Regions from separate parts of the Mus musculus genome. Here all the other regions are linked to region 3. Evidence: chromatin loops called from intact Hi-C (ENCODE). Cell type or tissue: heart. All regions are shown on one strand.

Region 1 (5,000 bases), 140 kb before region 3:
GCACTGGCAGCTCTTGTAGAGGACCCAGGTTTGAGTCCCAGAACTCATGTGGCAGTCCCAGGAGATCCAACCTCCTCTCCTGGCATCTATGGGTCCTCACAGACATGGTTCTCAGATACACATTCAGGCAAACATTCACATACATAAAATAAAATAACCCACAAATGAAGTATCCTGATCTTATTTTCAGTTCACTCCTCCTTACAAGATGCCACTCTCTTTGCCTGACAGCAGACATAGAGTCCCCTACCCACCCTCTGGCAGTGGTGACAGATGCTAACTGCACGAGCACTCAGAGACATTGATATATGGTCCGAAGAAGACATTGTTGGAAGGGCTAGTGTACAGGGTGACATAGGGGAGAAGCTTCCCTCGAAAATGGCAAGATGGGTGTGCCCTTCTTGGAAACAGTGAGTCCTCCAGTTCCTTGGCTGCATGGGACAACGGAAGAAAGACAGGCTAGCTGTCGCTGCCTGGGGCGGGATCTGAAGCAACAGGGAAGGGGTTTCACAGCTTGTCCGGGAAAGGAGGACACGAGGCAGTAGGTGTCTCTGTTCCAAGTTTAAAGACAGGGCGTTTCTGTTTAGCCCAGGCTGTCCCAGACCTCTCAGTCTTCCAGCCTCAACTTCCTGGGTACTGAGGTGACAAGCATGCTTTACCTTGCCTGGCCACTCACAGGTGGGTAGCATTCTACATCTCCATGTGATTGTGACATGTGTCACAATTTGTCTGGGCATGTCATCTAGCCCCCTGCATGAAGCACTTCAAACACACAAGAATACTTTCCTATCATAGATAAGGCTCAGAGGAGGTAAATGATTTACCCAAGAACACACAGCCTGGGCTTTGCGTCAGACCTATCCTTCCTGAGAGCTCTTTGGACCCCTTGAGGGGGGTGGAACCTGGGCCTCCTAGGTCCCTTCTGTCTATTTTCTTTCTTTCTTTCTTTCTTTCTTTCTTTCTTTCTTTCTTTCTTTCTTTCTCTCTTTCCTTCTTTCTTTCTTTCAAGATTTATTTATTTATTCTATATGAGTACACCTTAGCTGTCATTAGACACACCAAAAGAGGTCATCAGATCTCATTACAGGTGGTTGTGAGCCATCATGTGGTTGCTGGGATTTGAACTCGGGACCTCTGGAAGAGCAGTCAGTGCTCTTAACCACTGAACCATCTCTCCAGCTCCCTTCTGTCTATTTTCAAACCTAGATATTCTTCAGCTGTGTCCCCTGGATGGGTTCCAGTATTAAGAGATGGTGGTGGTACTGTGAACGTATGATTTTTTTGTTTTTGTTTGTTTGTTTTTGAAACAGGGGCTCTCTGTGTAGCATTGGCTGTCCTGGAACTCTCTCTGTAAACTAGGCTGGCCCCAAACTCACAGTGATCTACCTGCCTCAGCCTTCCCAGTGCTGGGATTAAAGGAATGTGCTATCGCTGCCAGCAAACTTGGGCCTGAGGGAAAGACGTCGTGTTTGATCCCCTAAAGTTAAGAATCTCACTCAAAGAGCTTCTGAGGTAGGGGATGTGAGGAACACCTGTACTGATGGTTCTATTTGTCTTTTCCCCACATACAATGTTCCTCTGCTATGAAATCGAAGGTTATCCCAGCACTCAGGAGACTGAGGCAGGAGGATCAGGAGTTCAAGGTCACACTCAGATACACAGTGAGTTCATAGCCAGCCTGGGCTACAGGAGCCTGTCTCAAAAAAAGGAAAGAAAGAAAGAAAGAAAGAAAGAAAGAAAGAAAGAAAGAAAGAAAGAAAGAAAGAAAGAAAGAAAGAAAGATGGAAGGAAGGAAGGACAAAAGGAAGGAAAAGAAGGAAGGAAGAAGAAAAGAGAGAAAGAAAGAAAAAAATAGAAATATCACCATGAAGCCATACATGCCTGACCAGGTGTGACCTGGGAGGCTGAGGCAATAGCCTAGGCTGGCCCAGAACTCACTATGTAGCACAGGCTAGCCTCAAAATTACAGCACCCTTTTTTTTTTTTTTTTTTTTTGAGACAGGGTTTCTCTGTGTAGCCCTGGCTCTCCTGGAACTCACTCTGTAGACCAGGCTGGCCTCGAACTCAGAAACCTGCCTGCCTCTGCCCCCCAAGTGCAGGGATTAAAGGCTTGTGCCACCACTGCCCAGCCACCCTTCTATCCTAACTTCTAGGGTTCTAGATGAATAGTCATGATTTACTATACACCACTTTTATTTATTTATTTATTTATTTATTCATTTTGCAAAACCATCTATAGCTCTTATGCAGAGGAATGTCCCAGTGAGCTCAGCATCAGGGTTAACCTGGGCCAGGTCTCTCATAGTGGGCCACTGGGCTCTTCTCCAGCTAGATCACACGTTCTCAGCATCAAAGGACCCTGTGGACATTTGTGACAGTCGGAAAACTGAGAGACACAAGAATACACTGGAGATCAGAAAGCAGGGTCTCAAAAATTCTCCTGAAGGACCATCTACAAGGTCAAATAAAAAAAAATTAAATGTGATAAACGGGGAGTCAGACTCTGAGGTGTGACCAAAAGTGACCAGTAGAGGGCGCTAGCAGCAGGCACATGCAGGGAGTCAGCAGGTCCTGCAGGTTAGTGTCCCAGGCTGGACCTCTAACCAGACTAACCTTTGCATCTAGTTTCACTATTTGGAAATTGGGGGCCATGTGGCAAGAAGATGTTGGACAGATCTGACAGGATTAGTTACATGTACTGGCTAGTTTTGTGTCAACTTGACACAGCTGGAGTTATCACAGAAAAAGGAACTTAAGTTGAGGAAATGCCTCCATGAGATCCAACTGTAAGGCATTTTCTCAGTTAGTAATCAAGGGGGAAAGACCCCTTGTGGGTGGGACCATCTCTGGGCTGGTAGTCTCCGTTCTATAAGAGAGCAGGCTGAGCAAGCCAGGGGAAGCAAGCCAGTAAAGAACATCCCTCCATGGCCTCTGCATCAGCTCCTGATCCCTGACCTGCTTGAGTTCCAGTCCTAACTTCTTTCAGTGATGAACAGTAATGTGGAAATGTAAGCTGAATAAACCCTTTCCTCCCCAACTGCTTCTTGGTCATGATGTTTGTGCAGGAATAGAAACCCTGACTAAGACATTACACCTGCACCAAACCCTCAAATGGCCTTTTGCTCTTCTGTCTCCTCCTCCCTATCTCTCTCTCCTCTCCTCCACTCCCCCTTTCCATCTTTCCTTCCTTCTGTTTGAAACAGGGTTTCAGGCTGTCCCTAAACTCTCCATGTAGCTGAGGATTACTTTGAACTCCTGATCTGGATGGCTCAACTCTTAGTTTTAGTATAGGAGGTCTGTTTCCTTGGGCCTGGCATGTTATGGGCTTCTTTTATCAAAGCATGTGGGTTACTTACACACACATACAACACACCACAGAATAACAGGTAAGCCATGTGGTGGTGATGTACCCTCTGATCTCAGCACTCCGGAGGCAAAGGCAAGTAGATCTCTATGAGTTTCAGGCTGTCCTGGGCTATACAGAGAATCCCTGTCTCATAAAAAAAAAGAATGATTTATTTATCTATCTTTTTTGTTTGTTTTTGATTTTTCAGAAGAAGAAGTTTCTTTGTGTAGCCTTGACTGTCTTGGAACTAACTCTCTTTGTAGACCAGGCTAGTCTTAAACTCAAAGATCTGCCGCCCTTTGCCTCCTGAGTGCTAGGGTTAAAGGTATGTGCCATCATGACTCATTTACTTATTAGTGTGTGTGTGTGTGTGTGTGTGTGTGTGTGTGTCCCACATGCATGCAAGTGTCATGGAAGCCAAAGAGGGTGTCAGATCCTGTGGAGGCTTTGACTGAGAATGGTTCCAGTGGGATCATCGTTTGAATTCTTGGTCTCCAGTTGGTAGATTGGGAAGGATTAGGAGGCATACTCGTGTTGAAAGAGGTGTGTTGTGGTGAGAATGTTGTTTTCTTTTAACAACGTGGAAATATAAAAATGGATTCATTTTAATCCCAGGTGTGGGATATGGGGTCACTTTAGATTGTCCACAGAAGCTGACTATGATTTGCCTCGTGCTCTAGCAAGGGCATGAATTTGCCATCTGCAGATAGTTTTTGCAAGTGTGTGACACTTGGAGTTCTGGGGATTGTTTGGCCAGTTGGTAGTTGGTTGTGGTTTGTTAAGTAGTGAAGAAACAAGAAGTATTAGATATTCTGACAACAAAGATCAAACTTGCCCCAAGGAACTTGACTCCCCTAATCAGCAGGAAGTAGTCTATAGATATCATCACCTTTCCCCACCTCTACCTTCTTTTTTCTCCTACCTAGCTTTAGGAGGTTGAAAGGGTGGAAGAAGAGGAGTAGTGAAGAATGTGGGGCACATGGACCATGCTACAAAAGGAACGGACGTGGTAAGGCAGAGCATGCTCAAATCTCAGAAATCTCAAAACTGGGACCGGCAAGAGTAGAACTAGCTCCCTGCCTGTTTTTGTGCTTGCCACAAAGCATGTAACCCAATGGCCCCCAACCAGGCAGTCACAGGTAAACAGCGGTGTAACCCAGGACCTGGACTGTCTCCCCATGCTAGTGAGCTATCTCAGTACCCAAGCTTTTAGGCAACGACATTTCCCTCCCTGGATATTCCCATACCCTCCACAAAATATATAACCCTTGGGTCCCTTCTGTAAAGAAAATGTATGCGTTCAGTACCACTCCTGAATAGAAAAATTCAAACAAGATAAGATTGTTTCTGAGAGCTGCTTCATTAAAGATCTTCAGAGAAGGCCTTCTGGAGGGAGGGGGCAGTCCCAACCAGAAAGGGATCCTGAAGTGGAAATTTAAAGGTTCTTTGGAAAGTCAGTTGTGTTGGATGGTGTTTTGCTGGGGCAGACAAGTGAAGTAATATTTCCCTGAAGCAGACACAGGTGAAAGGATATTTAGCTAAGCAAACACGTGAAAGGACACATGATATTAAGAAGGAACATAAATATAACCCGACAGATGGTGATGATGCTGGATGGTGTGGTACACCTTGCCATTCCTCATTGGTCATCGTT
Region 2 (5,000 bases), 360 kb before region 3:
TCTTACCTCATGCAGGTGCCTGGCAAGTATCGGGCTATGAGGAAGCCGCGGGACACTGCTCCAGGGGTGGGGGAGCACAGTCTGAGGTCTTGGGGTCAGCCAGAGCTGTCTCGTGGGTCCCTGGGTCTGCAGGAAGGCTCAGGCCATCTGGTTCTCAGGCTCTTGAGCACCAGGTAAGGTTGTGCCCATACCCTGACAATAGGAAAATGAGGAGAGGTAGGTCCCCAAAACTTTGACAAGATCAAGTTAGTGGTCCTGGTGTCCAGGAGAAAGGAGATGGGCCATCCGGATATTGTAATGACTACTCAGGGCTCCCTGTCAGAGATGACAGAGCCCAGGCCAAAGCAGTCCAATCCCCTTCGTTCATTCATTGCCTCAGAAGTCTGCTGGAGGGTGACCTGGGTCTGATGTCCCCGCTCTGTGGGGAAGGGAAGCAGACAGGAGTCAACAGCCAATGTTCCTATTTTTTTTAACTTTTTATTAATTCTTTGTGAATTTCACATCATGCATCCTAATCCCTCTTATCTCCCCCATCCCTTTGTATCTGTCCTCTGCCCTTGCAGCCTCATATGTGTGTGTGTGTGTATACACACATATATATGTGTGTGTGTGTGTGTGTTTGTGTGTGTGTGTATGCTATAGTGTGTCCCACAGTATTCCCTTTTGCCCACACATATTTACTTGCAAATGTTCACTACAGTGAGTCATTGGTCTGGTTCCAAGGCTTCTGCTACACTATCAATACTGTATCCTCACTGGGATTCCTCTCAGATGCTCTGTTGTTGCCCTGTGTCATGGAGATCCTGCAGCTTTGGATCTGCAGGACTGGCCCAGCAGTTCATGGCATAGTTGATGGGGTGGGCCAACTCATAGCCCTGGATCTGAGTCTGAGTGGGAGCTGAGTTGGTCAGCCCTCCAGCTCTCCCACACCCACACCGTGAGTAAGCACGTGTTCTCCAGCACTGCCCCACCTAACCCACCCAATGCTGCCGCCAGCGAGGGGTAGGGCCAGCTCTCCTGCTCTCCTGACCTCTAGCCAGTCCATCCAATACCACATGACCAGGGAAAAGCTCTGCCATGCTGCCCAGGAAAGGAGCAGGGCCTGCTCTCCCAAGTGCTGCAGTAGGTGAGGGGCAGGGCCAGCTCTCCCACTCTCATGACCTCCAGGCCAGCTTTTCTGCCTACCACAAGCATCTCTCCCTCACCCAAGTCACTACATGGCAGTAGTAATAGGGCCAGCTCTAGAGATAGCACACACTTTGGACATGGCCAGAAGAGCCTTCAGGGGTTAGAGAAGGCCAGGACCAGTGACTTTCCTGAACACATTTGAAGCAGTGACTCGGTGTACACTCGCATGCCTTTAATCCCAGCACTTGGGAGGCAGAGGCAGGCGGATTTCTAAGTTCAAGGCCAGCCTGGTCTACAGAGTGAGTTCCAGGACAGCCAGGGCTACACAGAGAAACCTGTCTCGAAGAAAAAAAAAAAAAAAAAAAAAAAAAACCTGAACCAAGATGGAGAGCAGTACAGGAAGATACCCAGCATTGACCTATAGCTGTACATGCACATAACCATTCACCCCAAACACAAGAACACATGCACACATTCGTCTGCACACATACACACATACACAGAACCAAGATGGAGAGCAGTACAGGAAGATACCCAGCATTGACCTATAGCTGTACATGCACATAACCATGCACCCCAAACACAAGAACACATGCACACATTTGTCTGCACACATACACACACATGTATATGCAAATGCATGCATACCAACACACTAAGACTTTCTGGTTGGGTGGGTGGGTAAGTGGTTGGTTAGTTGGTTGGTTGAATGGATGGATGGATGGATGGATGGATGGATGGATGGATGGTTTTACAAGACAGGGTTTCTCTATATAGCCCTGGCTGTCCTGGAACTCACTCTGTAGATTAGGTTGGCCTTGAACTCAGATCCACACTAAGACATTTTTTAATAGAAGCTGGTAAGGGAGGAAGGGAATGCGCTTGGATGTGGCCGGCAGGTGGCGCTGCTGGACGGAGCATTTGCAGAATGCCTGGCTGGGAATGGGGCTTGCTTGCTGCGCTCCCAAAGTTCTCTCTCTTTGGTGTCTGCTGGGAACAGCTCTCCCTGTCACAGACAGAGCTGCTGTAGGCCGTTGAGCTCCCTGCTGGGACAAACAGTGCCGGTTGTTGTCATCTTGTCAACAAAAGGGGACACCTATGAGGGTTGGAAAACCCACACCCTCCCTTGGGCAATGGAAAGAAAAAAACGGCTACAGTCACCCCACTGATTCCAGTGTTCCTGGTTCCACTGCTTATATTAAGGCCATTGCTCTGCCTTCCTGCCATCCCACCTCCCTGCCTCCCCGCTTCCCCTCCCCCACCCCCTCCCCCACCCCCTCCCCCACCCACCCCCCACCCCTAATGACAGGCACCCTGGAGCTGCAAGCCTGAATAAGCTTTCCTCCCTTTGGTTGCGCTTTCTCAGGGACTTTGTCACAGCATCAAGACTCCACCCTCTAAAACCGAGGTCCTCAGCCTATGAGTCTCGGACCTCTTTGGGGGTCGAACAACCCTTTCTCAAGGGTCACATATCAGATATTTATATTATGATTCATCACAGAAGTAGAATTACAGTTATGAAGTAGCAACAAAATAATTTTATGGTTGGAGGGTCACGGCAACACGAGGAGCTATATTAAAGGGTCCTAGCATTAGGAGGGTTGAGGACCACTGCTCGGAACCAACCCATAAATAAGCCTCTCCCTACGCAGCCCTCCTTAAGGATCAGGCCTCAAATGTTCCCCCAAACCTTACGTGTTCTTTCTGGGCCAGCAAGAAAGCACAGCAGGTAAAAACAGCTGCCCACCAAACCTGACAGCCTGAGCTCCATTCGGAGGACCCACTTGGTGGGAGGAGAGAGGCACACACATACTGCTGCTGCACATATGTATTCCCATGCCACACACACCAATACGTAAATGTTTCTTCCAATGGCTGTGAGTTCATTCTCCATATCCCATTTTATCTCCACCAAAAATTAGGCCACAAGTCACTTAATAAGGTACTCTGCTCTTGCAGCTAATCTGGCTGAGTTGTTTTAAGGCTAAAAGCCCACAGCCTCCAGTTAGCATCTCAAAGTGACACAACAGGAGGCTAGAGAAGTTGAAGTATGGGGGGGGGGGGGGGAGAAGGGAAGGGGGACTTACCCCTGTCCTTTGTTCTCAGTACTGGTACAACTCTCAGAGCATGCGTTCACATGGTAAAAAGATCACTGCAGGTCTGCACATAAATTCAGTCATAAATTGAATAAGAGGTTATAACAGAGAATGCACACGTATATATACACTAGGATCTGGCTTAACTTTCACCATTGGTTACTAGCTTGCAGTGTCATGGAAAATTTAAGGCTGTAACTAAGCCATCCTTGAAGTTTTGTTTAGACAAACCCAATCAATACCTTATCTCCTGTTTGTGCACCTAGGGTCCTGTGGTATATATCTTCTTTATAACCTTTAGTGGTTTCTGTAGCCCTAAGTTTTAGAAGTGTGCTGTTATCTCAGAAGCAATTAAGCAGTCCTGTTATAAAAGGGACTCAAACATATCTCTCTCTCTGGGTTGTCATTCTGAACAATGGTACCCTAGCATGCTGGATGTTTCTGGAAAATAAATGTTCTTTGTCTTTGCATGCTATCTGAGTGTGGAATCTTCCTTCAGCAATCTTCGGACCCTTACATCTGTGAGAGCTGAGGGTGGTGACACACATCTGAACTCAGCCCTCAGGACACCCAGGCAGGTTGGTAAGTTCCAGGCATCTGCGCTCCTGAAGGCTTGGTACCCACTGCAGCAGTTTCCATTGTGGGGTCCTGGGAAACAATTGGATGTCACCATTGTCAGTCAGGGCTTAAGGGACTGAGGATGGCCAAAAACTAGGGAGAAGGTACTAGTTAGAATAAATAGGTTATAAAGGGGAGGCACCTTTAAAGTCAACAGTCTGTCCCTTCTGTCTGTCTGCTCCTCTTACCCCTCCCCACCTTACCCCTTCCCACCTCCCCCCAACCCCCCTCACTCTCCCTCCTCCCCTTCCTCACATGCTCCCCACAACACAAACCTCTCTCTCTTTCCTGACAGTCTGCACATGAGCAGTTCTAGCCAGAGGCTTCATCGTCCAGTGAGCCTAAAAGCAACCAAGACCAACTAGCAACCATGGACTGGACCTCAAAACCACAAGCAAAATCATGCCTTCCCTGGTTTTAGGGTATTTTTGCTAAGTCAGTGGAAAGCTGATAAAGTTTGTCAATTGACTTGTCTTCTGATACGGCACTTAAGAAAACTTTAGTAGCATAATCTAAAAAGCAGCTGCTGCTGTCCGCCTCCAGTGTCTCAGCCCATCACTGGGAGCTCACCAGGACTCATGCTGCAGTTGGTCATCTATCTGCAGGCTGCACTATACTTTCTAAAGTGTATTTTATCAAATGTATATTAAACCTCTTTTTTTTTTTTTTTTTTGAGATCTCTATGTATCCCAGGCTGGCCTCAAACTCATAATCCTCCTGTCTCAGCCTTCCAAGATTTAAGATGACAATTAAAAAACAAAAACAAAAACAAAACAAAACAAACAAAACAGTGTGGTCTACCATGCCCAGCAAAATACTTTTTTTTTTTTTCTGAGACAGGCTTTTCTCTGTTGTAGCCTTGGATGTCCTAGAACTTGCTCTGTAGACCAAGTTGGCCTTGAACTCACAGTGATCCATCCTCTTGCTTCTGCCTCCAGAGTTCTGGGATTAAAGGTATGTTCCACCACTGCCTGGAGTTAAATACTTTCTTAAATATATATTTTATGTGTAAGATATAGCCTGCTTCTGTGTGTGTGTGTGTGTGTGTGTGTGTGCAGGTTAGCCCACCTAGCTTGTAAATTTCCAGGGCTTCTCCTGTCTCTACTTCCCATGTCCTCACAGGGACTCTAGGATTACAGATACAAGCAATATACATAT
Region 3 (5,000 bases):
ACAGTGTGACTGGCATGAACAGTGCTCAGCTCTCTCAACCCTGATGAATACCAAGAGGCAGGCAGTTCAGGGGCATGGAAGAGAAGAACTCAGTTCCACAGTGGGGAGGGAGACAAGATGCAGCCACCATGGCCAGCCGCTACAGTTGCCAGCATCACCTTCAGGTCCATGCTAAGCAGGGCAGCCCCCAGCACAGGTCACCAATGCCCAGTGTCACACACAGGCCACTTACTCCTGAGACCTCAGGTCACAGGGAACCAAGAGAACTTGTCTGTAGGGGAGCTGGAGTGTGGGCCCATCTGGCTGGACCTGTCCCCCTACTCAGAGCAGGGATACAAATTGCATTGGTGGGTAGGACTCAGGTGCCAGTCTTGCCACCAAGACTAACAAAGACCAACTGAGGCTTGATTCCCCCACAGCAGAGCTTAACCAAGTGGCAAGTGACAGAGTCACAGCACCCCTGGATGGGTGGATAGAGGGGTGGGGATAAAAGAGAGAGAAATTGCTTAAGGTCACAGTGAGTCAGGACAGCCAGGAACCCAGCCCAGAAATGGCTCACAGCCTCCCTGCCCTTCCTTGCCTGCCCACTTGTTGCTAGGCAACCCAAGATTTTTTTTTCCCCCTGTAAACAAAGGGCGCTTCCCCAGCAGATCCACCTGGCGCCAGGCCAGACCCCAGCGCACTGCAGCCTGTGCCTGCCTCTTGGAGTCCTTGGAGACAGCAGGAGACTGGCCACTGCAATCTGCCATCCAGCAACTCCACTTGGGCACTCTGTCAAGTTCAAGGTCAAATGCACAGACTGGATTAGAGGCTGGTCTTGGGGAGACTTGAGGCCTTCTTTTGGACCATTGACTGGCAGTATGTGGTAGAGCTGGGTCACCAGGGAACCATGAGCCAGGCTCAGAGAGGCAGGATGACAGAGTGCTCTCAGGTTCCTGAGACCCCCATAGGGGAGGAAATCAGGTGAGGACAGGTAGAGAAAGCCAGGTCCCCCCAGGAGAGAACTCAGGAGAGGCAAAGAACCAAGCAGAGAAGCAGAGGGCCAGTGAGCAAGACTCCCGTGCCCAGCAAGCTCAGCCACACCATTGCTATTGCAGTCCTTCCAGCCAGTACACACCAGAATGCACAAGCACACACACACACATTCACCCATGCAGCAAATGCATGCACATATACGTACACACACATTCGACACACCTAACTGTAGCTTATCAACCTCAGTTTGACATCTGTGGCCTTCCCTTATTGAATGACAACCTTTAACTTTTTCACTTGACTCAGATACATCCCAGCTTCTCTCTGGCTTGCCAGCCACTAGTGTCATCCCGAGGTTCAGGTGGAATGAGGAGAGGAGGGCACACTTGAACTTCAGCTCTGGGCTCCTTGACAGTTGATCCCACAACCTGGGCAGCTCCTGAGTGAGGAGGGTGGTGCATACTGTGAGGACTCAGTAGCCACAGAGGACTCCCATGCTGAGTACAGGGACAGAGAGACCCAGCCTGGGCAGGGGACATGTTCCACGTGTCCCTCAGGGCTAGTACCTGTGGGCCCACTGAACTTCCCTCATGGAAACCTCATGCACCATGCAGCAGTACCAACAACAAACCCACCAGCCATCACTGGCTGTTATCATCTCTCCCACCTGAGACCTGGGCCACCCCAGCCCATCTTAGTACTGGGACCAAAGACATGATCAACCACACCTAGTGTGTGTGTGTGTGTGTGTATGTGTGTATGTGTGTGTTTCTGTCTGTCTGTCTGTCTGTCTGTCTGTCTGTCTGTCTCTTTGTATGAATGAGGTGTCCATTGTTCAGACACGGAATGGAATGGAAGCAACTGGGTGTTACTAGATTTGTTCATTTCAGACATTCTTGTGAGTCTTTGGTGACAAGTTTTGTTTCATACAGAGCCTCCCTCACTCAGTAGTCCAGGCTGCCCTGAAACTCACCTTGTGGCCCAGGCTGGCCCATGAACTCCAGGAACACTCCCCCTGCCCCATCTCCACCTCCCATCTCACAGTCACTGAGACTCCAAGATTCTTACTGGGTTCTGGGCTCAGAACTGAGAGGTCCTTGAGCCTTTGAAGGACTCTTTGCTGACTGAGCCGTCCTCCCCTCTGTCGGATTAAAACACTGAATTTGATTTATTCATTCATCAGCTTAGTTACTCATTCCAGTGTGTGTATACACAAAAGATTTTTCTTACAGAATACTTTTTGTTTTATGTTTGTAGCCCAGGCTGGCTTTAGACTCCTCATCTTGAACTCCTTACGCTCCTGCCTCCCTCCGCTTGTGTCCTGAGCCACTCCAAGTGCCTTCCCTCTGGAAACCGCTACACTGACGCGCATCACTGTACTGCGTGGTTCTGGCTCCATCTAGTGATCACCAATGGGGCAGCACAGGCGGGTGCAGAACCCAGTGTCACCAAACAGGGATTCATCCCCTCTTCCTGTGGGCACTCTATGTCATAGGCTGTCTCCAGTGACTGTTGAGACAGGAGCTTATTGACTGAATCTGAGACCGGGGTCCTCCTGCCCCTCTCCGCTTCTGGGGCTATAGGCACAAACACCAAGCCTGCTTTTTACATGGGTTCTGTGGATTTGAACCTGGGTGGTCACTGTTGGTGCAGTGGTCGCTTTCTTCTTGGAGCTGCCCCCTGCCGCCATCAGTGATCATGGCTGCTCAGCTTCAGGGCCATGGGCTGCAGGTGTGTGACCCCCCGACACCTCACCACCACTCTCTCTGCTCTAGATCCCAGCATGCAGAACTCCGAGGGAGGAGCAGATTCGCCAGCGTCAGTGGCTCTGCGTCCTGCAGCCCAGCCCATGCCAGCCTCCCCACAGGTGACTGTGCCCGCCCTGCCATCCCGGCACTCTTTGAAAAGTGCCACCAAAGAACCATGACACAGATGAGGAGAGAACACACCCCACCAGTCAACTGGCTCTCGCTCTGGAGAGCTTCTGTGCCTAAGGAAAAATAACTGAAAAATTCAAAGTAGAGAGAAATCTTAGGATGCTCCCCAAAGCTCCATTCAACCCTCCTCCTCCTCCATCTCCTCCATTTCCTCCTCCCCCATCTCCTCCATTTCCTCCTCCCCCATCTCCTCCATTTCCTCCCCCATCTCCTCCATTTCCTCCTCCTTCTCCATCTCCTCCATCCCCTCTCCATCTTCTCCCCCATCTCCTCCATTTCCTCCTCCTCCTCCATCTCCTCCATCCCCTCTCCATCTTCTCCCCCATCTCCTCCATTTCCTCCTCCATCTCCTCCATCTCCTCCCCATCTTCTCCTCCATCTCCTCCATTTCCTCCTCCTCCATCTCCTCCATCCCCTCCCCATCTTCTCCTCCATCTCCTCCATCCCCTACCCATCTCCTCCTCCATCTCCTCCATCCCCTACCCATCTCCTCCTCCATCTCCTCCATCCCCTCCCCATCTTCTCCTCCATCTCCTCCATCCCCTACCCATCTCCTCCTCCATCTCCTTCTCCCCCTACCTCATATTAGAAATGGAGCCCGGGGTCTTGAATGTGCTTCCCACCCAGCCCAGATTCATTCTTGAGAGACGTCCACCACTGTTTTCTGTAGCCATGAGCACACCAGCCTTCAGAGTAAAGTGTGGGGCAGGACACATGGGCATGCCAGGCAAACTGAAAGGTCAGGGACACAGGCATAGGACACATACTAACTTATTTTTTCAGAGAGCCAAAGGAGGGGAAATTAACAATAGATAGGCAGTTACCTTCAGATGCTGCCCTTTGTTTCTCCTGAAATGCTGGTGATGAACCCAGTGCCTTTACACGTGTCAGAAAAGGGCTCCATCACAAAGCTGCTCACCTCGTCCACACCCCTCCAGCTCCTTACATGCTTTCTGATGTCGTGACCCTCCACTGCCCAGATCGAGCTGCCCCATCACACTCTCAGTGTTAGCAACTCTGTGCCTCTGCTTTTGTTCTGCTGATCTGTTGAAACAAGGTCTCACTATGTAACTCAAGGCTGACCTGGAACTGTCAGCAATCCCCCTGCCTCAGCCTCACCCCTTCTTCCACCCTGAATCCTGGGATTACAGCTATTTATCATCACATCCAACCCAACCCCTAGTGTTTCAGGGGATGTGTGTGTGTGTGTGTGTGTGTGTTTGTTTGTTTTTGTTTTGCTCTTGTTGTTTGAGACCACGGCTGATGGTGCCTGAGGGCAGTTTCTGCAATGCTGAAAATGCCCTGCAAACTACAGCCCTCACTCTGTAATGCACTCTTTCTTCAAGTTCTCAACTACTCTCCTGCCTCGGCTTCCCGAGTGCTGGTATTGGAGGTGTGTGCCACAATAGTGGAGGGGATGTGCTGGGTGTGGACACAGGCTACCAGGTGAAGGTGATGGAGGCCTCTGTCCCTCTCCACCTTATTGTCCTGAAGCGGCGGCTTTGACTATAGCTGGCCTGGTGGCCAGCAAGCCTCAGAGGTCCTGTTGTCCCTGCCTCCTGTACACTGGGATCATAGGAGCTTGTAGCCACACCTGGCTTTCTGTGTGGGTGCTGGGATTCGAGCTCACATCTTCATGCTGTGCAGCAAGGCCTCTTACCTAGAGCCATGTGCGCATAGCCCTTCCTGACTACCCTTTAACTGAGAAGGGATTGGCGCAATATAAAGTGAACCTCGTGAAAGTAGAAGGGTTCTTATTGTAGTCACAGAGTTAAGCCATCCTGCCTCTCTAGTTCCACAACAGTCTATCAGAGGCTCATCCCTATCAGCAGTTGCTGACCCCTTCCCTACCTTGAGTCGACTTCCTGTCTCTGGATTCACTGTGACATCTGAGCCCCATGTCCATTGGTCCTCAAGGACCCTTGATGCTGTGGTGGGAGTCAGAGCCCTGCACCTGTTCATGGTTAACTGACATTCCTGCCTAAGGACAGACACCATGTGTGTTTACACTCATCTGTTTGGATCCTTGTGATAACTGGAGCCCCCTCACCCACAGGGCCAGGCTCTGTCTTGGTCAGGACTGTATTG
Region 4 (5,000 bases), 89 kb before region 3:
CACCGTGAGCGGCCGCGCAAGGACTCAGAGAGCAGGAGTTGCTCCAAGGAGCCGGAGCGTGAGCCCAAGAGTGCCAAGGATGCTGCACGCAAGCTGCCCAAGGAGGAGAAGGCCCCAGTGCCCAAGGCTGCCTTCAAGGAGCCCAAGATGGCCCTAAAGGAAACCAAGCTGGAGAGCCTGTCCCCCAAGGGGGTGCCCCAGCCTCCTACCCTGCCCAAGGCCTCCAGCAAGAGGCCAGCTGCCACGGACTCACCGAAGCTCAGCGCCAAAAAGCCTAAAAAGAGTGGGTCAAAGGGGACACGGCGTGCACCAGGCACCTCACCCCGAGCTTCCTCCTTTCCTGACAAGAAGGTGGCCAGGGACAAGAACAGCAAAGGTGACAAGGGGAAGGCAGAGAGTGAGCCTCGGGAGGCCAAGCGGACTCTGCAGACTGAAGACTCAAACTCAGAGGATGAGGCCTCCTTCCGGTCAGAGGTGAGCAGGGGGTGGTGGCTGTCCCTTTGCCAGGCTGCTGTCTCCCCTGGGTCAGCTCTCTCCTGCCCATGCAGTGGTAGCTGGGGTCCCTGGATGGTATGGGCCTTGTAGCACTTGAGTTAACAGCTCTAGCCCTCATGCTCCTCAGTGGATGGGCAGCTTTGGTGACTAGGTAGACACTGCTGACTCTTGAAGATTAACCAGAGAGTTCATCCCTCTGTGTTCTCCCTTTCCCGGTGGGCCTTGGGCCTACTCCCCATCAGGAAGGTACGGGATGGCCACTGAACAGTACAGAGCTCTCTTTCCTGTCTCTGCACAAGGCAAGGTATAGGGTGCAGTTGGCCAACTCCTAGAGAATTGCCTGCCTGTGTCAGGGCCCTGGGTAAGAAGCTTTGAAGATGCTCTTGGGGCTATCCTGAACTGGTTTGGGGTCGAGAGCTCTGTAACCTAGTGCTCCTGCCACTGTGCTTATTGGGTGCTAGTGACTTCCCACAGTTCTCAGCGAGAGCAGAACTGTGAGTAGCTTCCAGCGCTCATCACTGGAGCTATCTGGGCTCCGGGCCTATGTCTTGAAACACTGGGCTGCCAGGTTTGACCTCTGCTTCTCCTCCCCCAGGCGCCAGGACAGGGCTCTTATGCAGCTGGGGAACCAGCCCTTCCTGAGAGCTGTGCACGGATGTTTTGTCCCAGGCAAGGACAGTGTATGGGCACTTCCTCTCCCGGTGCCACTGCCTCCAGGCTAGAGCCGAGTGCAGGCTGAACAGTCAGAGCACTGCCTCAGCTGCTGGGGCAAGAGACAGGCAGCCCTGAGGAGGGAGCAGCTGCTGCTGGAAGCTTGCTGGCCTTGCCGCTCTCCTCTGCACTGCGGTCCACACCCCAGGCCCTTCTGGTTCCTGGACCATTCAGTCCTAGCCACCGAGGGCCATGGGAGAAGTGTGGTAGCTGTAGTGCTATGGGTGCCTGCTGGTCACCTCCTGGGCCTCTCTAATGAGAAATGTTTCCAGATTCCATTAGTCCTTGCCCCTCAGGTCACTGTAGAGACGGTGGCAAGTGGTGTGCAGACCACCACAAGCCCACTGAGGCTCCTGGTTTGTGCCTGAGCCTAGTAGGTAGGACATTGATCCAAGCAGGGACCTGTAGAGCCACTCCCATATAGGTAGGGAAATTGAGGCTTGAATCTAGAGCCTGCCCTGACCTGGAGCAATGCCAGATAGCAGCCGTTTTTCATCACTTTGTGCCCAGGGAAAACTAAGAGGTTGGGTGTGTGCAAGGGAGGGTGCCTTGGCTCCAGGACTGGTCTGTGAGGTTCTACCCTGAGAACTTCACAGTGGGCAGACTTATGGGTGCCTAGGGCAGGTTCCCTCAGCACTCCCGCTGACCAGTAGGAAGGTAGTGAGAAGAAGCCATACACACACAGCTGGGCTCCAGTGGGCTGGGCTCCAGTGAGCCCTGCATAGGGCAGTTTCTTCCTTCAGTCTGGAATGTTCCCTCCCAGGCAGGCCGCTTTGCCCAAGCTAAAGTCTTTTGTAGGCAAGCACTTCCCTATCCCTTGTTCTGGGCAGGGCTGAGGGCTGACTAGCTCTGGATCCTGGGCTCTCCCACAGTGGGCATGTCCTATTCCCACCCGACCCTGTGACCCGGGGAAGAGAAGGGCTGTAGCCACTCTGCCCCAGGGCTAAGCTCAGCTGTCCCTGCTGCTTGTTCGCATCCCACCTGCTGGTATCTGTAACAACTGTGTGTGTGTCATGGCCACATCCCCAACACCATGTGTAACACACATGCTACAGCACACACCACACACAGTGCACACACTGCACTTCACACACCACATGTCATGCGCACACAAACGCACACGCACACACACACACCTGCCTCCCAGTATTCACTGAAGGGCTCACTCACACAGTGGAAGCCTCCTGCCTTGTGTGATGTCCAGGCTGTCACTGCCCCCTGGTGGCTAAGTTCATCCCTGTGCAGCTACAGGAAGACCAGTTAAGGTGTGCCCTGCTCCATGGTGTTTGTGGCAGACAGTCCTGCCATCACTCCTGTGCGGCTGGTGGGTGGTGGTGAGGCTTGGGTAGGATTTGGGCTTTTGGTCATTGTCTGAACCCCCAGTAAGGCAGGCAGCTTTACTGAGAATTCTGTGTTTCCTGTCTTCACCAGCCTCAGGCTCTATGTGAGCTGGGGCAGAAGGCTATCCTGGGTGCCTTGAACTGTTTGGCCCCTTCATTACCCCCTCCTCTGACCTGCAAGATGACAATCTCTTCTTTCCCTCTTGTGCTGCCCTGGCGTGGGCTGAAGTCGGCCCAGTCAAGCCCAGCTAATGCCAGCTCCAGCTCTGACTCCAGCTCTGACTCAGACTTTGAGCCGTCTCAGAACCACAGCCAAGGTGGGTCCGAAGGGGAGCTGGAGCTGGTAGAAGGGGTAGAGGTAGGAGACACAGGAGTGGAGGCAAGGCAGTAGGCCTGGCCTAGGGAGGAGCACAAATGAGCCAGGGAGAGGATCAGGCTAGGTCTGGTCTGCCTGTTGCTTCAGAAAGACTGAGCCTGGGTTTGCACCCCTGGGCTGAGTGCCCCTGGGCCAGACCCTCCTTTGGGCTGGCATTCCTTTCCCCTGTGCTGACCTCAACACCCAGGAGGCAGTAGAGGCCCACGCTGTCAGCTCCTGGTGGTCTAGGATTTGTAAATGGCAAGTACTTGTGCTCGCCCAGAAGCCTGCTCAGTCCCTGGGGTTCAAAGACCTGCAGCTATAGAAACCTACTTCCTTCTGATAGACTCACTCAGCAGTGCAGGCCCACCCTGTGCCAGCCCATCAAATGGCAGCCTGTGTGCTGGGCCTGGCTACTCTAGTGGTTCTCCCCAGGGAGGGACTGGAAACTAGGCTGGCTACTGTAACCAGCCTCAGAGGAACCTTTGCCTGCCTCCCATGGTGTCAGCCTTTTCGGGGGGCAGGAGCTTGGCTGGGGGATGGCATTCTTGAAGCCTATACTCTCCAAGGTTTTTATCTGCTGGATAGGGAACCAGCTGAATCGACATCATGTGACCAAGGTAATTGAGGGCTTTGTGTCCCTCTGTTGCCTTGGCAACAGGAATATAAACCAAGATGCCATCTGTAGGGGACTGGAACTGGGTGCCTCTGGAGAAAAGGGAGGACGGTGGACCAGAGCACCATGTAGGGCTACTGAAATACTGGGCATCCTCACAGAGGGGTGCAGGCTGTGCGGGGACTCTGGTCCTTGCTGGCCCACTTGGGTTCTGAGCCTTTGGCTGCTGTGATGGAGGGATCTTACAGGCCACTAGCAGACCAGGAACCTGAAGCCTATGAGGAAGGCCAGGAAGGTAGGGGTGGGGAACCTGCTGTTGGCCAGAGGGACCCCACAGGTGGTGATGAGTCTGGGGTGGCCCTGGGGGAGGCAGCCAGAGGCTCAGCTCTCCCCTCCATTTGCCCTCAGGACCCCTGCGCTCCATGGTGGAGGACCTGCAGTCTGAGGGCTCTGATGAGGATGACTCATCGTCAGGAGAGGAGAACACCGGCAAGGCCAACCCAGGCCGGGAGTCCAGGTGTGTGGGCAGCACTGCTAGGGCGGGCTCGGGGACTGGGAGTTGGCCAGGCTTTCCTTTTCAGCATGGCCTTCGCTGGCATCCACACTACACTGTAGAGTAAGGTTAGCTACCTGTGGGAAGCTGGACATGACAGGAATCCTGGAGGATGGGAGTCAGCTTCCCATGCTAGCCAGGGTAGGGGAGTTGTAGGCTTCTCCCAGGTCCTTACCCCAGGTCCCCAGAATGGGACATCTAGGGGGTCTCTCTTTCTAGGCCTCCAATAAGCTGAACACTAGGCTGTGACAGGCAGAGCTAGAGATGGATAGCACCCCAGGGCTCCATTGGCCCTGCTGTAGAGTAGTGTGCTTACGAGTTCACTGCAGGTAGAGTACACACACACACACACACACGCACACACGCACGCACACACGAGGTGCTGGCATGCTCCCTAAGGAGGTCCAAGGTCCAGCATCCCCAGCTGTTGAGCACAGAGAGAGGCAAAAGCGAGGGGAAGCTGAGGTTGTGCTTGCCTGGTAACAGTCTGACCTAGAGCCTGGCTTGCAGCCACAGAGCAGGAGCCCTGGATATAAAACCAACTGACTGTGGGAGCTGAGGGAGGAAGTGCCCTGGTGGCTGGCTTAATGGGTAAAGTCACTTGCCACCAGTCCTGAGGAACCTAGGTTTGACCCCAAAGCCCACATGGTGCAAGAACTAACGCTGGAGCCAGTTAGCGTGTCAGGAGACTACTGTGTTGCAATGCTTACCTGGGGTCCCCAAGAGCTTCTTGCACATTCACTGAGCTTATGGAGCTAAGAGTCGGGGGTGGGGGTTGACTACTCAGACCTGCTGGTGCAGTGTGATTCAGTAATCCTACCCACTGTGGGCTAAGCACATCTGACACTCGGGTACCCGGGCTGCACATCATTCTGTGTAACCCTTGTACAACCTGCTTTGCAGGACTACAGCAGGGTCTGAGGCTTGCCC
Region 5 (5,000 bases), 130 kb before region 3:
TTAATCCCAGCACTTGAGAGCAGAGGATTTCTGTGAGTTTCAGGCCAGCCTGGTCTACAGAGTAAGTTCCAGATCAGCCATGGCTACATAGTGAGACCCTGTCTCCAACAAGACAAAACAGAAAAGTTAAAAACTTCATATAACTAGACAGATAAATAAATAAGTAAATAACAAAGTCACTCATTAGAGATTTCAAAGTGGTGAAACCCCCCCCCCCCAATTACTTTTTCTGTTTTTATTGCTTGGGTTGGGTTTTCTCTGTCTGAAGAGCTCATTCACTGATTTTGTGCCATGAAGTGGTATAAATAAGGACTCAGGACAGGCATCGCCTTCAAAGCTTTTCTTCTGGTTATTGAGATAGGGTCTCACTCTGTAGCCCAAGATGGACCTGAGACTGCCCTGCCTCAGCCTCCAGAGTACTGGTTGAATTGTGTTCCTGGCTTTGCTCCCATTCCACACTAAGTCCATCCCTCCCCAGATTCAGCCCTTACCATCTCACTTCCTGTCTTTGAATCTGACTGCTCTGGGGACCTCCCGGGAGTGGGATCCTGCAGTGTGTATCCTGTGTTTCATGTCACTGAGCAGATGCCAGAACGTCCTTCGTTTGTCTGCGGATAGTCTAGTATATTCTTTTACACTACACTTTTAAATACATCAACACTTGGGCCATTTCCCCATTCAATCTTGAAGTTGTTTTTGTCTTTGTTTTTTAATTTTTGTTTAGGGTGTGGGAGTGCCAGTCATAGCACATAAAGAGTCCATTCTCTCCACTTTAATTTGGGTTCTGGAGGACAAGATCCAGGTCCTTGGCTTATCTCTACAAGACATTATGCAGAAACCGTTCCCTGCCAGCTCTCTTCAGAACCAGACCGTCGGGGGCCTCTCCTCAGTTACATCCGTTTACCTGATCTAGTCTTTCTGAACGATGAGTGAGCCTCAGTCATCGTTAGGGCTAGTTAAACCACTGGTGGCATAGCACCTTTACTCCATGAACAAGGGAGGGCTTTCTCACCACTATCTTGAGGTCACAGTCTTACTGCCTCCACCTCCAAGTGTAGGGGCTTGGTCTGGTACTGCTTGTATTTAGGTGCTAAATTCTGTATCCCAAGGTCTAGTTGCCCCCAAGGAGGAGATCCTCACATACCCCAAGTGATGCTACGTATGTAACCTAGCCTCCCAAGTCAATTAGTCAATAAAAGGCTAAAGCCTGTGACTGGGCAATAGATAGAGGTAGGCAGGTTTTCAGTTACCTGGCTGGAGGTTGCAGGTAGAGAAAGGAGACTAAGAAAGACAGGGAAACTGGAGGAGGCCGCCACGAGAGGAGATGGACCATAAGCATGTGGCCAGGAAAAACAGCACGTCACAAGGGACACATGGGCAGGGATGTAAGTTAGAATAGCTCCAAACTAGTTCCAAACTAGAATAGCTGCACAACCTAGACTTACGGTTTGTAAATAAAATACCTGGATTGTGTGTGTGTCTTTTATTCAGGTTAGCAAAAATTTGTATTGCCTTTTATATCCAAGTTCTAGGATGATAGACATGTATCTCTGCACTTGGCTTATAGAGTCTTGAGGCTAGAACCCAGGGCTTCATCGTTCTAGCAGAGTGCTCTACCAATTATGCCCCAGCCTTGGCCTTCAAGTAAAAAAGTGAAAACAGAGCTGTGGGTGTAGTTCAATGGCGGGAGCCCTGAGTTCAATCCCCAGTTGTCAGTATCCACAGTCTACGGTTGACTACTGACTACCGTTCCTTTCCCTGCGTTGAATGAATGAGACCGCTGATCATTTAGAATGGCTCCGTTTCAGATGTGCACTGTAACAACCACAGAAAGAAGAACCACCTCCGACAAGTTTTTTTGTTTGTTTTTGTTTTTTAAAAGCTTACATTTTAAATGGTGCGTGTCTGTGTGCGAGCGCTAGCACCTGTGTGCAGTGCTTGAGAAGGCCAGAAGAGGTCACTGAAGTCACAGGCTGGTTTTTTACAGATGCACAACCCTAGCCTTTGCAAGGAGAAGTGGGCTGAACCCGCTGGCTTTACAGGATCCAGACCGGTAAACTAACCACCGGCGCTGTCACGCAGGAGCACCGAACATCGCCAGCGCTCCCTCCCTCCGCAGGGCTCGAACTTAAACTCTTAGGGCCTTTTTAGGGACGTCCCCTCTAGAGCCGCTCCCGGGGCGCAGTGCGCAGGCACCGCGCCACGGCCTGGCCCAACCCCTCCACGTGCGGCGCACACCTCGCGCCGCTCAGCAGAGCTCGCCTCGCGCCTCCTTCACTCCCTCCGCCCGCCCCCCTGCGGCGCCGGCTTTCTATTGGCTGACGGCTTCGTCGTTCTGACTGTCGCCCGGCGGGCCCCCACCAGCCCGGAAGTCCCGCCCCACGCGCGGGTCTCTGGCCTTCTGACAGGCTCGGAGGCTTGTCCATCGGCGAGGCCGGGCCCGAGTCGGCGGCTGGGGGCCCGCGGTCGCTGAGCCGCCCGGGCTGGCGGCGGTTTCCGGTTCAGCGCGGCTGGCGGGCGGGCGGGCGGCCCGGAACGGCGGCGGCGGCGGTGCGGCCCCCGACAGACAATGAGAGCGGCGGGGCGTTGCTGAGCGGCGGCAGCGAGAGCGACGCGGGCCCGGGGGCGGGGCGGGCGCCAGTCATGGACAATCAGGTAAGAAGCCTCCGCCCGGGACTGGCCTCCCGCTGCCCTGCGCGGCGTTGTGGCCGGCCCTGCGCGCACACCGCCCCGTGGGCACCGAGTTTGCGCGCGCCCACCCGGATGGGCCCTTCTCCAGCCACTGCGACCCCGGGGCGTCCTTCCCCCATCGCCATCTCGGGATGCCCCTCCTCCACTGTGACCCACGTACCCCTCCCCCATCGCGACCCCAGGTCTGGTGCAGAACCCTTTGGGATCTAACTCAGCACCCCAGTGCCACCCACTCCACACTGGGGAATTCTCTGCCAGCGTAGTGTATCCACACCGCCGCGGCATCTTGAGGGACTCAGCCTGGCTCAGAGCCCCGTGAGACACCCCTTAGAATCCCGGAGTACCCCCTGGGCATCATACAGGAGCTCAGGGCTTCAACACCTTAGGAACTCCATCTCATTCCAGAGTCCCCGGAGGCGCCCCTTAGGAATCCAGTTTACACACAGACTCCTGAAGTGTTTATCAGGATCCCAGGGATTTAGCGCCCTGGGCATCATCACAGCCTGGAACCCTTTGGGATTCCCCTTAGAGCCTTGGTACTACCTTAGCACCCTGGGGATCTCCCGCCTGGTCCACAGCTCTCCAGGAAGACTTTTGGAATCCTATAGCCACTCACAGCACCATGGGGATCCCGTCCTGGCCCCACATCCCCTGGGAAATCATTTAGAATCCCAGTAGAGAATGGAACCCATTGGGATTACAAAGCCACCCAGTCTAGCCGGGAACTCACGTCCCTTATGAATCCAAATCTAGCCAGACTCCCTTCAGAACTCCAGTACACCCCACAGCTCCTGGCATCCTTGTATGGCCCAGAATCTTTGGAAACATGTCTCAGAACTTAAGTGGGTCTTCCAGCCCCTGTGGTCCCTAGCATGAATCAGACTCTGTGGAGAGTCTACACAGAGTCCCCACAGACAGGGCTAGTAACTTTAGGATGCCCCCCCTACATATCCTCTTAGATGCTACACCACCCCAAATAGGGCCTGAGCCTCAATCTTTTTTTGGAAGATTCCTTCTTCCTGGGCCCATGACCCCAAATCTCCCCAAACTCCAGGGAATACCCCCCCCCCAACCAGGTGCTAGCTTCAGGTCTGTTTTGAATGCTCTCTGCCCAGCCACACCCTCTCTCCATCTAAGACACTCACTTCAGTTCACTTTTCCCAGCCTCTTGGGTAGCCTGCCTCCTCTACCTCTTCCCCTCATGTCACCCAGCTCTGTACCATGTGAGCTCCTCCCCATCTTCTTTAGATTCCCCTCACCCAGGGTCACATCCTCCCCCTTCCCTTCCAAAGACGGAACTTCCAGGGGTACCAGTCCTGGGAAGGTGTGGGGCTGTGGGGGTGGCAGCTGATGGCTTCCTCTGCTGTTGGTAAGGGCAGGTTGGGTCATCCCTAGCTGCTGGCACCATGGAGGCGGCTTTGTCTAGTTTGGCCATGTGGCTGTTAGTTTCAGATACATCGGTAGGGACCTCCTGTGTGTCCCACTATCTATGACCTAGGACCACTGGGGCAGGTAGCAGGCATAGCTTTTTTGTCCCTGGTGTGCCTGACTTGCTGCTAGTGAATAGGCTGATTTGCAAGCCTGCTTGCTACCTGGGCTCTTCATTAGTTGAACCACACAAAAAGTCCCTGTTCTTCGGCACCCTCTGCACTCCAAAACTCAGGAGTCCATGTCCTCAATAGAATCCCCAGAGATTGGAGACCATTCCCTCTGTGGTGTCCTGGGTGGCTGTCACTTTGTGGCTGTGATGCTGAGGAAAGGCAGCAATCTCAGGGACAGTGGGGAACAGGATTTGCTCAGGTGTAAGACCCCCAAGAGCTGCTGGTGCTCAGCTGTGTTTGTGGCTGCTTTTAGGTTTCAGCCAAGTAGATGAAAAGTTGAGTCCTTATCATAGGAGCACCTGCTAAATGCTGAGCAGCCATCATGACTGAGTACCCGGCCATACCAGAGGGTAATGGATAGGACCCTGGCACTAGAAGGTGTTGGTGTGCCTTTCCTTCCCGGCCAGCTCAGGAGACCCCTGCGGGGAGTGGAGGGCTGGCCCTCAGAGATGTGATTGTCCTCAAAGGACTGAGGGTGTGCAGGGTAGAGTCCGAGCCTCTCTCCACCATGGGGTTGCCATGAACAGATATGTATGTGCCTTACTGGGAAGCAGTGTGCTCGTTTGGGTGCTAGCCCTGCGTGCCTTCCCTGTCCCGGTCTCGTGTTTCCCTCTGACTCTGAGGCTGGTGCAGAGGCCAGCACAGAAGCAGTAGTTTTTACTCTGGGCTTCCCATTTTCTCTATGAGCAGGAAGGCCAGGAAAGTGTC
Region 6 (5,000 bases), 50 kb before region 3:
GGATTAATACATGTTCTTTAAACCTTATTTTTAACTGCCAAGGGGAAAACTGCATGTATGTATTTGCATGTTTTGTCTTTTTGAGACAGGCCCATGTTCTTTATCATATTTATTTATAACTTAGTATATATTTTTTCTCTTTATTTTTACTAATCTTATCGCAGTAACGTATGACTTATGTTAGGAATATATATATGTGTGTGTATATATATATATATATATATATATATATTGTCAGGGTCTGTGGGAAGGTCAGACAGGTTGCCTCTCTTCCACCATGTGGGTCCTAGGGAGCAAACTCAGGTCACCCATCAGGCTTGAGCTATCTGCTCAGTGCTACAACCTAATAGGTGTTGTTGTTGTTGTTGTTGTTTGTTTGTTTGTTTTTGTTTGGTTTGGTTTTTCAAGACAGGGTTTCTCTGTATAGCCCTAGGCTATCCTGGAACGAACTCTGTAGACCAGTCTGGTCTTGAACTCAGAAATCCACCTGCCTCTGCCTCCCAAGTGCTGGGATTAAAGGCATGCGCCACCACTGCTTGGCTCAACCTAATAGTTTTAATCAAGACAATTAACAGTTATCTTTAAAAACAAGCAAAACAAACAAACACCACCACCACCAACAACAACAACAACAAACCAAACCCAATTGCCATACCTCTAATCCCACCCAGCACTTGGCAGCTAGAGTCAGGAGGATTACAGTGAGATCAAGTTGATATACATTGAGACAAGTCAGGCATGATGGCCCTCAGGAGACAGAGGCAGCCTGGCCGATCTGGTCTACATAGAGAGAGACTCTGTCTCAAACAAACAAATATAAAATGAAGATATTAAACTTTTCAGAGATAACACTTAAGACCTAACTTCCGCACAATTTCTGAATGTACAACTCATTATTTTAATATTATACTTATGTCTAAGTCATTAATAGGTTTGTCTGTCATAGTGATGCAGATTTAGGCCAGATCAGAGCAGACGAAAAGCTGATAAATGTAGGGTTTGTTTGTTTTTTTAAAAGATTTCTTTACTTATTATTATACATAAGTGCACTGTCACTGTCTTCAGACACACCAGAAGAGGGCATCAGATCTCATTACAGGTGGTTATGAGCCACCATGTGGCTGCTGGGAATTGAACTCAGGACCTTCGGAAAAGCAGTCAGTGCTCTTACCCACTGAGCCATCTCACCAGCCAATAAATGCAGATTTAATTGGCACAAGTCTTGGGTGGGTTCACCAGCCCCATTGTCTGGGGCTGCTGCAGTCATGCACATGGGCTAAGACAGGGAGGTTTTATAGTTCCCAGGTGAGGGCTGATGGGGTGTCAGCCAGGAGCTGGAGGAAGTGATAATATCTTTAGTATAAATTTAGCAGTGAAATAATTGGTAGCTGTATTTCTTTAACCTTATGCTATCCGCCTATAACCACACATAAAAACATTTATTTATTTAAAACTGCACCTCAATAGCTGAACAGTTAGATGATCTATCTTTACTTTCTGTGCTCATCTGGCTACCTCCATCCCCATCCCAGGATACTGGCATGTTAGTGTTGATCTGACTCTTTGGGCTTCAGGTGTGTTTCAGCGATCTCTCTCTCTCTCCGTACCTCTTCCTTGTAGCTCCAAACCTCCATCCTCCTTGCTGATCTGAGTCTCCCTCTCTCTTTCCTCTGGCTGGCAGATCTCCCGTCCTAGTCTCCTATTCTGCCCAGCCATTGGGTGATCAGCATGTATTAACAAGGCTGAGAATAAATGGTAAGAATTGTTCACACAATGTTGAGAAGGGAGATTCTTAACATAAGCATTACCATACCGTTCAATCTGTCCTGACTAAAACGAGATGTGAGGGCAGAGAAAATCAGCATTTGAATAACACAAGGGTTAATTTTACACTGTGTGAAGAATGTTTCGCTTACAAGCTGGGGTTGTGCCTGAGTATGGTCAGAAGCTGGGCTCCTCCTGGGCGGGCACTTGAGTGGCCTGCCGTATCAGAACAGCTAGTTACATCGGCTGCCAGAAATGCGGAACTGAGCTTTTGGCTCAGAGCTTTTCAGTGAAAGATGGGTTGGGGGAAAGAGGGCAGATAGGGTTTCCCAGCTTGTGCAGGGGCAAGCAGCAGGCTCCAACCAAACAGTCATAATGTATTATAATTTTATTTTTGGCTATTTTTAGCTACATGTATTAAGATTTGTAAATGTTTCCTCTAGCTGCTGGGTCTTTCAGGCACCAGATCACAAGCACCGGTCATTTGAGGTCTTGTGTCACTACAGCAACAGTATCCTAAGTCTTGGATCACTTTAAAATTCATCTTTGAAGCAAGGCTGGGGACACAGGCCTGCCATCCTAACTACTAGGAAGGTTGAGCCAGGCCTGTTTAAGGCCAGCATGAGCAACTATTAAGACCCTCTACTAAAATAAATAGGCCTGGGGGTGTGGCTCAGAATAATAGCACTGCTGCCTAGAAACCCCCAGTGAGGGGCTGGGGTGTGGCTGTCTGGTGTCTCCTTGCCTAGTGTGTGATTCTTGGTTCAACCTTAAGGATGTGTTTCAAGGGGAAAGAAAAAACAAAAACCTCCTTAGAGGTATCCTTACCACATTCTTCAGTCTTGAGACTGTTGAGTTTGGGGCAGAGGATGGAAGCGATAGTCCTAGAGCAGTGGTTCTGGCCTCCAGCCACTAGGTGGCAGCAGCATCCTCCCCATAGTAACTGGCAAGTCAATAAATAGGTTATGCCACGATCCCTATGGATGAGAGTGCCTCTCAGTGGGGACACCGACTGGGGATGATTCTGTTACATACCATGGCATCCACCTACTCTGCAATGGATTAGAGACCCTATAAAATTTCAGTGGAGATAGATATGGATACGTACCCCAGGCTAGTCTTGAATTCGTAGCCCAGGCTAGCCTAAAACTTGATAGCAACCTGCCTAGGCCTCCTGTGTGATGGGATTTAGTCTTGCCAGTCTTAGGATTCAGTGTAGGGATGGAACCCTCTTGTTAGGCCCAGTGCCCCAGTCCTCTCAGCTGCCCCCTTTGAACCTAAAAGATGCCATTGCTTTCACACAACAAAAGCCCAACCCAAATGTCTTGAGCCAGAGAGGTCATTTGTCAGTCTCTTTACAGCTCAGAATGTGGGCTTCACACAGGGCTGCAACCAGGAGTTCCCACCCTCTGGGTGTTTTGTCACTAATCTCCTGGCTCTTCAGACCCCTCCCATTCCCACCAATGATCCTGTGGCCACATCTGTAGTGACAAGTCTAGGCAATAGGAAATCTTCATGTGCTGCTAACTTCTTCATCTTCACTGCGACTGAAGTCATATGCCCCAAATTCTGGCTAATCACTGGCACCTAGACTGATGAAAAATACTTGGCTTCATCCAATCAGGGATGACTTCTTGGGCAGGGGTGGAGTCAGAGCCATCTAGTTGGCAACTCAGAAGTTGGGGAAGCCATGAGACTTGAACTCAGGAAAGGGATGAGAGCTCTTTTCAAGGGCCAGTACCTCCTGGAGGGGCCAGCCTTCAAGAGGACTTGGCAGGTAAAGTGGCTTGCTGACAAACCTGGTGACCTGGAGCTTGGTCCGGGGAACTCACACAATCAGTGGAAGGAGAGAGCTGACTTCTATACATGATTCCCAAATAAGTAATTAAATTTAAGTCTAAAAATCTTCTGTTTAAGCTATTTGAGGGACAGGCTTTTGTTATTTACAGCTGGTATTGTCTTTAAGGATTGCAGATACACTAGAGGGCTGGGTCAGGAGAGAGCAGCTGCTTGCCCAAGACCACAGCACAGTCAGTCAGTCACTTTTTGGGACTACCCAAAGAAAGGGCTAGCTTTCTGCATTATAGAAAAGGCCTGTCTGAGCTCACAGGCCCATCAGTGCACAGGCAGTGGTCAGAAGCTAGCCAGGGTGGAACGGGGCATTTCTGAGAGCTCTCCCAACCCTTGGTCCTTCTGCCAACCTCCGCTGGCAACCTGCCTTGGGGTGAGCCCACTGGAGTCAGGGTGAGTCAGGCTAGAGTCTGAGCACGAGCCAGCTGGGTCCCCACCCTCTACCCACCTTCCCATCCACAGTGGAATGACTTCATGGAGCTAGGGAATGACATCCCAAATATCCAGCTGGATCGGGTCATCCTGAGCCAGAAGGCCAACCAGTGTGCTGTCATCCTCTACACCTCTGGGACCACAGGGACCCCCAAAGGCGTGCTGCTGAGCCATGACAATGTAAGCGGGGGCCCTCTGGAGCAGCTCTTACCTGGGCTCCCTCTGAGCCCCCAAACAGGCAACCAGAGGCATGTGTAAGGTCTATATGGGTCGAGAACCAGACAGTTGGTGGATCTGGGAGTTTGGGTGTAGACCTGGGTCCAGAGCAAAACTGGGCAAGGACAAGGAAGCTGGCAGCACCATGCCTCAGTTTCCCTGTCTGTGAAATGGGAATTGGTTTCGTGGTTTTCTATCTGGTGTGTTTGTGTGAATGTGTTTCTCTCTCTCTCTCTCTCTCTCTCTCTCTCTCTCTCTGTTTCTCTGTCTCTCTCTGTGTACACGTGTATGTGTGTGTGTATAGGCCAGAGACAACCTTGGCTCTGGTCCCTCAGGGGTATCTATCTAGGATTCTTTGAGATAGGGTCTCTCAATGGCCTGGCCCTCAGTAATCTGGGCAGGCAGGCTGGCTGCCCACCTGGACCACCTCTCCAATGCCGGGCTACTAAGGCATGCCACCACACGAACTCTGAGAACTGGCTCTCAGGTACTGTGCAGAGTAAGCATTTTACCCAAGACATTTCACCGGCCTGGTTGGTTCATTTTGTTTTGATTCAGTTGTTTGTTTTGAAACAGGCTGTCACATAGCGCACACTGGCCTCAAACTTGTGGTGTAGCCCGAGATGACCTTGAACTCCTGATCCCTCTGCCTCGGCCTCCTGAGTGCTGGGATGATAGCTTGCTTGTGAGAACACTTGTGTGCAGACGTCTGGAGGCCCACACTTGCCACTGCTGTC

The links. Hi-C counts contacts between places; a loop is a spot of excess contacts. Peaks named below come from ENCODE experiments on the same cell type or tissue, not always from the same donor. Only the 100,000 strongest peaks of a DNase experiment are listed, where the experiment ranks them.
Region 1: a loop joins it to region 3, with 5 times the contacts of the local background. A loop is called at or near these places in 15 of 42 quality-filtered maps.
Region 2: a loop joins it to region 3, with 8 times the contacts of the local background. A loop is called at or near these places in 14 of 42 quality-filtered maps.
Region 4: a loop joins it to region 3, with 5 times the contacts of the local background. A loop is called at or near these places in 5 of 42 quality-filtered maps.
Region 5: a loop joins it to region 3, with 2.5 times the contacts of the local background. A loop is called at or near these places in 11 of 42 quality-filtered maps.
Region 6: a loop joins it to region 3, with 5 times the contacts of the local background. A loop is called at or near these places in 21 of 42 quality-filtered maps.

The regions. Positions count from the first base shown.
Region 1 is chr17:56,948,657-56,953,656 of GRCm38, reverse strand. Acer1 (alkaline ceramidase 1) reads left to right here. Exons shown (of 6, transcript NM_175731.4): 6 at 1-167. Among named protein-coding and RNA genes, the nearest start is that of Mllt1, 16 kb to the right of the region's middle. In heart, a CTCF peak has its summit at 2,528 (motif pointing right); no DNase peak of the experiment used is centred here; H3K27me3 peaks cover 897 bases.
Region 2 is chr17:57,164,286-57,169,285 of GRCm38, reverse strand. It overlaps Gm33566 (a long non-coding RNA gene), which reads right to left. Exons shown (of 7, transcript XR_876893.3): 2 at 4,118-4,183; 3 at 3,742-3,872; 4 at 3,216-3,288; 5 at 1,928-2,174; 6 at 7-192. Among named protein-coding and RNA genes, the nearest start is that of Cd70, 17 kb to the right of the region's middle. In heart, a CTCF peak has its summit at 2,025 (motif pointing right); a DNase peak (open chromatin) is centred at 2,075; H3K4me3 peaks cover 366 bases.
Region 3 is chr17:56,806,076-56,811,075 of GRCm38, reverse strand. Rfx2 (regulatory factor X, 2 (influences HLA class II expression)) reads left to right here. Exons shown (of 17, transcript NM_009056.2): 2 at 2,751-2,842. The coding sequence starts at 2,759. Among named protein-coding and RNA genes, the nearest start is that of Gm41604, 15 kb to the right of the region's middle. In heart, a CTCF peak has its summit at 2,378 (motif pointing left); DNase peaks (open chromatin) are centred at 645 and 2,385; H3K4me3 peaks cover 357 bases; H3K27ac peaks cover 1,647 bases; H3K27me3 peaks cover 1,214 bases.
Region 4 is chr17:56,895,243-56,900,242 of GRCm38, reverse strand. It overlaps Mllt1 (myeloid/lymphoid or mixed-lineage leukemia; translocated to, 1), which reads left to right. Exons shown (of 12, transcript NM_022328.2): 6 at 1-474; 7 at 2,776-2,863; 8 at 3,926-4,034. Among named protein-coding and RNA genes, the nearest start is that of Acsbg3, 22 kb to the right of the region's middle. In heart, a CTCF peak has its summit at 2,434 (motif pointing left); a DNase peak (open chromatin) is centred at 2,417.
Region 5 is chr17:56,932,918-56,937,917 of GRCm38, reverse strand. It overlaps Mllt1 (myeloid/lymphoid or mixed-lineage leukemia; translocated to, 1), which reads left to right and starts at 2,530. Exons shown (of 12, transcript NM_022328.2): 1 at 2,530-2,655. The coding sequence starts at 2,644. In heart, a CTCF peak has its summit at 1,951 (motif pointing right); a DNase peak (open chromatin) is centred at 2,387; H3K4me3 peaks cover 2,518 bases; H3K27ac peaks cover 1,852 bases.
Region 6 is chr17:56,856,106-56,861,105 of GRCm38, reverse strand. Acsbg2 (acyl-CoA synthetase bubblegum family member 2) reads left to right here. Exons shown (of 15, transcript NM_001039114.1): 7 at 4,078-4,227. Among named protein-coding and RNA genes, the nearest start is that of Acsbg2, 16 kb to the left of the region's middle. In heart, a CTCF peak has its summit at 2,679 (motif pointing right); a DNase peak (open chromatin) is centred at 2,715; H3K27ac peaks cover 1,089 bases.